Regions from separate parts of the Homo sapiens genome. Here region 1 is linked to region 2. The links are chromatin contacts, found by Hi-C or POLR2A ChIA-PET in ENCODE. All regions are on one chromosome and are shown on one strand. The core of a region is the stretch at or near the end of the contact, and the rest is flanking DNA. Distances in the headings are between cores, read along the strand shown. Region 1 holds the start of LINC02777 (long intergenic non-protein coding RNA 2777). Region 2 holds the start of HSD52 (a long non-coding RNA gene).

Region 1 (3,507 bases), core at 498-2,997, 240 kb after region 2:
TTCTTGAGAATACTAAACAAGACAATGATGGCACTTGGCCCAATGCCAGGCACTAAGACCTGCCCAGAAAAAGCTGGCAATTATCAAAACTGGTACAATCCTCTACCTCTGAGTTCATGGTAGCCAGTGGTTGAGCTTCATGCTTCCAGGGGCAAACCAGTCATTTATTTTTTAGTGTGACCGCTAACTGGGAACATTACACAAGCAAAGTCCTAGAGGCACAGAATTAATACACTGAATATTACCCTTTGAAGTCATCTAGCAGCGGGAGCCAAACTTATCATTTTGCAGAAGGGGAAACAGATTCAGACAGAGGGAGGAACAGGCCCAATCCAAACATAAAGTTAAAGGCAGAGCCAGGATGAGAACCTAGGTCTCTGATACCTACTCCTGCTCTTAACTCTGCAACATGCTTTCTATCTCACTATCTTAGTAAGCAACATTCAAGACCTTCACGATTCCGTCTTCATTCAGTGAACATCTGATTACTTAGAGGTTCAAATTGCTTTCTATATCTTAACTCATTCAATCCTTATAGCAACCCCACAAGGCTGATCTTATTGTCAATCTCCATGTTGTAGATAAGGACAGTGAGGCTGAAAGGGGTTAAGTCACTTGGTTAAGGCTCACAACCAGTAGGTAGTAAAGCCAAGATCTGAAACTGGACAGTTGGGCTCCTAAGCCTGTGCCCTTAACCACAACACCATATTGACCCTTCAAGAGTGAAAAAGTATGTGGCGTCTGCCTTAGACAGGCATACTCCCCAGGTGGGAGACACAACCTGCAATAAGTGTGTGCAACCTCATACTATGGGCACCAAGAGAAGAAAGGAAGGAAGGATTAATTTTACAGGGGGAGGAGGGAGAGAATCAGGAAAGCTGCCTGGAGGAGGTGAGCTTTATCCAGTTTCCAGAGCTGACTCACTTTCCTCCAGGTTTCTCTGCAGATGGACGAGTCTTTGCTGAGGCAGGCAGGTAGAAAGGGACTGGAGCTTAAGGGATGCAGTCAAGGAAGTCAGTGAGAGAGGGAGGGCAGGACATTAGGCTTGAAGTGTGTGAGGTGGGCAAGTTAATGAACCTCCAAGAGCCTCAACTTTCTCATCTGCAGAATGGGGATGATAACACCCACCTTCTGAAGCTGTTTGAATATTAAATGAGATAACGTGTATATACTTCCCGACCCAGTATTATTCCTCTTTATTTACCTTTCATAAAACTATTTCACTCACTAAAAATAAATTTAATTGAGCATATTTTTGACACAGTAGCATTAATAATCTTGAGTGTCATTATCAGTCATTCATAATAACAATATAATGAATAATAATGTTAATTGCCATTGACAGCACTAAGTGCTTAAAATGTATGATCCGTATTTATCCAATCTAATCCTCAGAATGTATCTTAAAGATAGGTAAGGCGTCATTATCCCCATTTTACAGATGAGGATAATGAGGCTGAGAGAGATGGAGAAAGATATACAAAGGTCACCCAGCGAGGAAGCGGCAGGATGGGTATTCAGACCCAGGTCTGTTGGTCCCAGAAAAATGTCCCCCCACACAGAGGATGTCCCGTGTTTGCAGTTCATGTTGGTCTTGGCCACGTCCCTCCGCTCTTTCTCAGAAGGAAAACAAACATTCTAAGAGGTCTGCTAGGCCGAGGGAACGCGAACGCCAAAGAGAGGGAGGGAAGGGGCTGGCCGAGGCCGGAGGATGGGCCCAGACTGGGAGGGTGGAGCCGGCTCCTCGCCCCGAGCCCGACAGCCGCATAAAGCCTGCTGCTTTCACTGGCCCGGTGGGGGCCAGCAGGGTCAGGGCCCGCGGAAACCCTCAGCCTGGCGGGCCGGGAGGCCGCGGTGCTGCACTGGCTCGGCGCGCTCCCCGAGTGGCGCTCAGGCGGGGCGCGTTCATTTCATCTACAGACTGTCGGGAAGGCTTCCCGAACTCCTCCTCCCTGCCCGCCTTTGCGCAGGGCCGGACTCTTCGGAAACTGAAATCACGGGCCGCCCGGCCCCCACCAGTCCTCGTGGGATCCGGCCCGGGTTAACCTTCTATGGGGAGGCCCAGGAGGGCCGGGCGGAGCGCCGGGGCGGGCGTGCGCTGACGTGGCGAGCGGCTCCCTCCACCCGCTCCTCCCGCGGGCACTGCCGAGGCCCATGGGCGGGAAGCCGGGCGGCGGGCGGGACGTGGCCTCGGTCCCGGCCCTGCCCCGCCCCGCCGCCACTGAGACTCCCAGCGCCACCAACGTCGGAGTTGCAGTTTCTTTAGCTGTCATATGCAGACAAGTACTACCCACCTCGCCTTTGGAGTGAGCAGCATGTATGTACGGTACCTGACACCTAAGAAATGCTCAATGTATGGTCCCTACATGGTGTCACTGTGATTGTTGTCGTTGTGGTTACGCTGGGTTGGGCAGCTCGCCTTGTGAAATAATGAGCTCCCATTGCTGAGACCGTTCAGGCACAAGTTGAATGAGTTCGGGGGACAAAAAGAAATACGTTAGAACAGGAAGTCCCCCAAATTTGGCATCCCTCAATACCGATCTGGTGACTTCAGAATCACCTGGGAAGCTCAAACAGCACCTCAGACCAGGGATCGAAATCCCGGAAGGCAAGCTCGTCTAAAAGTACAGCTTCATGTGTAAACCACTGATCTAGGCCAATAGTCCCTGCACTTTTCATCTTCAAAGACCCTTCTGTGATTCCCTCCTGCCCCACTGACTGCACAGTGTAAAGTATGTTGTTGACCAAACTAGATTTAACTCACAATTAATTTACTCTCTAACTAAATTATTAATCAAAGCCCCAGAGTTCATTAAACAATTATTGAATACCTACTGTGTGCCAGGCACTGTGCTGGACACTGGTGGTCTGGCGGATAGACAAGGACTCTGTCCTCATGGACTTACCAGTCTGGGGAGGGAAAGCAGAAAATGAACAAGAATTCAAATACTGACACTGAAGCCAAGAGAATCCAGCTGAGCTGAAGGCACCCAATATTCCTACAATGAGCAGATATGGGTGTATCAAAAGCAAAAGCAAATAGAAGCCTGGCACGGTGGCTCACATCGGTAATCCCAACACTTTGGGAGGCCGAGGCAGGCAGATCGCTGCCTGCCTTAGAATATATTGTGATAGAGAAGAGTCCATGAGTTCAAGACCAGCCTGACCAACATGGTGAAACCCCATCTCTACTAAAAATACAAAAATTAGCCGAGCGTGGTGGCGCACTCCTGTAATCTCAGCTATTCAGGTGGCTGAGGCACAAGAATCCTTTGGACCCGGGAGCAGAGGTTTCAGTGAGCTAAGATCATGCCACTGCATTCCAGCCTGGGGGACAGAGTAAGATTCTGTCTCAAAAAAAAAAAATGGAACTGTATAATTCCCCTGAGAAAGGTGGGTGTACCCCTCAACACACAAGCACACATGCATATACCACAGCATTATTATTTTCATGGATCCCAAAAGGTCCAGGTCCTAGATGAAGAACATGTAAGGCCTCATGAAGAA
Region 2 (3,566 bases), core at 507-3,006:
AGAAAATTAAAAAAAAATGCTGAAAGCAAATATGAATTACCAACTCTCTAATCTGCAGGTCAGAAAGGGTCATTGCAACCTTTGCAAGCCCCAAATCTGAGAGGTTGGGGCCCACCAACTTATGAAAATAGTATCATTCTCAAAACAAGCTCCAGCTGTGAGCCAGGGGATGGTTAACGGCTGTTTTTGAGGCAGATTTTGTAGATGGACGAGGCAAGAATCATTAGGGCAAAACAGTAAATCAAATTGGAGGGTAAAAGTCAATCCTTTAACAATGGCTGGGCCAGACCTCTAACATCTTCCTGCCCGCCCTTTTACCTCTCTGGCCTCATCTCCTACTCAGCTTCTTCCCCATCCCTGCCCCTACTCCAGTTACAATGGCCCGTTTGATGAGCCTCAAACACATCAGGCATGCTCCTGACTCGGGACCTTCGCGCTGGCTGTTCCCCCTGTTGGAAACGCTCTTCCCCTAGCTATCCTATGGCTTAATATCTTAACTCACCTCATCAATAAGGCCTACCTGCCCATCTTATTTAGAATTGCAACTCCAATTGCACTCCTTTACCCTACTCTTGTTTTTCTTTTTGTAACTGTTACTACCTTCTAACATATTCATTGATTTACCTTTTATTGTGTTTACTGTTAATCTCCCTATTAGGAAGTATGTTCTCCAAAGACAGGGATCTCGGTTTTATTTCCTTCATTATCCCCCATACCAAGTCAGTGCCTGGCATAGAGCACCTGCTGAATTAACTTTGTTTTTTGAATGAACGAAAGCGTCAATGGTGATGCTCAGGGCAGGTTTGGTCAGTGGACAGGCATCCTCTGTGTACCCTCTCCTCTCCGGAAGAAAAGGACTCTTTTTTCCTCTCCTGCAGTTGGATTTAACTAACCTCGCTTCCCGTTCAGCGTTTACTACTCAGGGTTCTGCCCTGTTCTGGATCCCACACATAGGCTCCCAAGAGAGTAAAAGAAGCAGTGAATGCAGAGGAAAACGCCCTGGATTGGAAGCTGGGATTCCTAGGTGCCCTCCTGGCTTAGCAGCAACGCACTTGTTTCCCCAGCTGTCAAGGGTTCCAGGCTCAGTGGGAGGCTGAACAAGGTGCTGACCGAGTTCAGAAGAAAAATGAGGGGAAAATCGTTACCTAAAGGGCAGTGGCTCTCCAGGGATGGTCCTTTGACCAGAGGAATCAGCATCACCACCCTAAACCCACAGAATCAGAAACCGTGGAGGGAGCCAGCAACGTGTTTGAATACAGCCTCTGGGTGATGCTGATGCACTCAAGTTTGAGAACTGCTACTCTGGGGGAAAGAAGGACTTTGTTGGAGCCTTGGAGGCAGGGACGGACTTCATAGGTCAGGCGAGAGGACAGGTCCCCGCGAGGGCGGACTAGCACTGGGTTGGTTCCCTGCATCCAAGGCCGCGCAGGGTGGTCCCAGCCCCAGTCTGACCTGGGAAGTTGGAAAGGCCAGGGCTCCTACGTGCTCACACCTCCACCCCAGGAAAGTCCCGGCGGCGAGGCCGTGACCCTCCGCCGGAACGCCCGCCTCCCTGCAGCCTCAGCCCCGCCCGGGAAAAACCGCTGCGACCCGGGGCAGGTCCGTTCCCGCTGCTCGCAGCCGGCGGTCCCTGGCCCGGCGGTCCCTGGCCTAGCGCCCCCGCGCCGCGCTGGTGGGGAGCGCGGCCCCTCCGCCCCGTGGCAAGTTCCCTTCTCAACTGCCCTGCGCCTCCGCTGGCCCGCGTGAAACCCTCTCTGCTGCCTCGACTGACTGTCGTTTCCGTGTCTTGATTGTGGCCTCTGCCTCTCCCCCTTCCGATTTCGTTCGACTTCTTTCTACAGTTACTAAGCGCCCACTGTGTGCCCTGGAAGGGACTAGACTCAGCAGGTAACGGGAAACGAAGGCACCTGCCGCTCTGAAGTTTCTCCGCATCTCCCTCCATCCTCTGTTCCATCCCCATTCTCAGCATTTGTCCCCTCCCTCCTCTTCTTTTTTTTTTTTTTTTTAATTTAATCTAAAGGAACCTTGCTTCTGGAAGACCTCACAGTAGAATTAAAAAGCCTACTTTTATCTGACTTCTAGAGAGTTGCAATTAAAATGTACATCTTACCTTGACTCATGCCAACAAGTTAAGCTGTTATCAGCTATTAACACCTCAACCAGAATTAGTTTATTAACCTAAAGCAGACAGCTTTATCCTATGGAGGTCGCCTACTTGAGATAAACTATTATTCACATACTTTCACTTTTGTGCCACTCACTCATTCAAAGAAAAATATTCAGTCGTTCAACTATTTATTGAGCACCTAGTATGTGCCAGCATTGTTCATGACTAGCACTGGTCGATGGCAATAATATTAACTACATACGACATTTTAAATTTTCTAGCAGCCACATTAAAGAAAGTGAAAAGACATAGGTAAAAGTAATTTTAATAATTTAACCCAATATGCCCTAAATATTATTTCAATATGTGATCAATATAAAAATTATCAATAAAATATTTTACATTTACTTTTTTTTTAATGCTGTGTCTTTGAAACTTTGTGTGTATGTTACACTTCCAGCACATCTCAGTTCCTGCTAGGAACATTTCAAATGCTTAATAGCCACATTGGCTAGTGGCCACTGTGCTAATCACTGCAATTCTAGACACTTGGAGAACAGCTATGGAAAGACAAAGGTAGAAAGTCAGTAAACTCATGAACAAATAAAATAATCATAAGTAGTGTTCAATGCTAGGAAGAAATTAAAACAAAGTAATGACATAGAATGATGGACATTACCTCATTTAACCTTTTCAATTCCCCCCTCAAGTTGAATAATAGTATATAACAATGTTATAGGCCGGGTGTGGTGGCTCACGCCTGTAATCTCAGCACTTTGGGAGGCCGAGATGGGCGGATCACGAGGTCAGGAGATCAAGACCATCCTGGCTAACACGGTGAAACTCCGTCTCTACTAAAAATACAAAAAATTAGCCAGGCGTGGTGGCGGGCACCTGTAGTCCCAGCTACTCAGGAGGCTGAGGCAGGAGAATGGCGTGAACCCAGGAGGTGGAGCTTGCAGTGAGCCGAGATCCCGCCACTGCACTCCAGCCTGGGCGACACAGCGAGACTCCGTCTCAAAAAAAAAAAAAAAAAGAAAAAAAAAAAACAATGTTATATAACAATTTTATAGCTATGAAAACTGAGGCTGAGACACAAAGAGCAACTTGTCCAAGTGCTTACAACTGGTAAATTCTATGTCCAGGATTCAGATCCCAGCTTGACTGTCTTCCATGCTCATTCCCATTACCCTACAAGGCCAGGTCATAAAGAAGACAGAGGGGAGGGAGGAGGAGTTGAATGGCTTTTGGGGTTTAAACTTTTGAGCACTGAACTAGGAATTTGGTGCTGCTGTGTGTTATTGATTAGGTCTCATGACCTCTCTGGGCCTTCCTCGCAGGTAACATGGAAAGCTTGGCCTTTTTCACTGGACCATTCACAAAGGGAATAAAGAGTTTTGAATAAAATAGTTAAACTTTTTATCCTCAAATGTACCTGCTTTTACACAAGTTTTGTGAA

Evidence for each region. A loop is a pair of places that touch in the nucleus more often than their neighbours do. ChIA-PET counts read pairs that join two places held with the same protein, here RNA polymerase II (POLR2A). Pooled maps may share reads with other maps.
Region 1: a map of heart right ventricle shows a loop between it and region 2 (4-fold over the local background). The contact joins the promoter of LINC02777 here to the promoter of HSD52 in region 2. A Hi-C loop is called at or near these places in 30 of 168 maps with a recorded cell type or tissue (IMR-90, PC-3, Right ventricle myocardium inferior and 14 more), 16 of 37 single-sample maps with no recorded cell type and 35 of 50 pooled maps. POLR2A ChIA-PET finds 5 or more read pairs at or near these places in 3 of 52 experiments (Panc1, activated B cell and naive thymus-derived CD4-positive, alpha-beta T cell).

The regions. Positions count from the first base shown.
Region 1 is chr1:58,902,378-58,905,884 of GRCh38, reverse strand. It overlaps LINC02777 (long intergenic non-protein coding RNA 2777), which reads left to right and starts at 1,747. Exons shown (of 5, transcript NR_183656.1): 1 at 1,747-2,317. RefSeq lists silencers at 1,654-1,903, 1,964-2,353.
Region 2 is chr1:59,144,997-59,148,562 of GRCh38, reverse strand. HSD52 (a long non-coding RNA gene) reads left to right here and starts at 1,756. Exons shown (of 3, transcript NR_027120.1): 1 at 1,756-1,887. RefSeq lists a silencer at 1,598-1,747 and an enhancer at 1,868-1,927.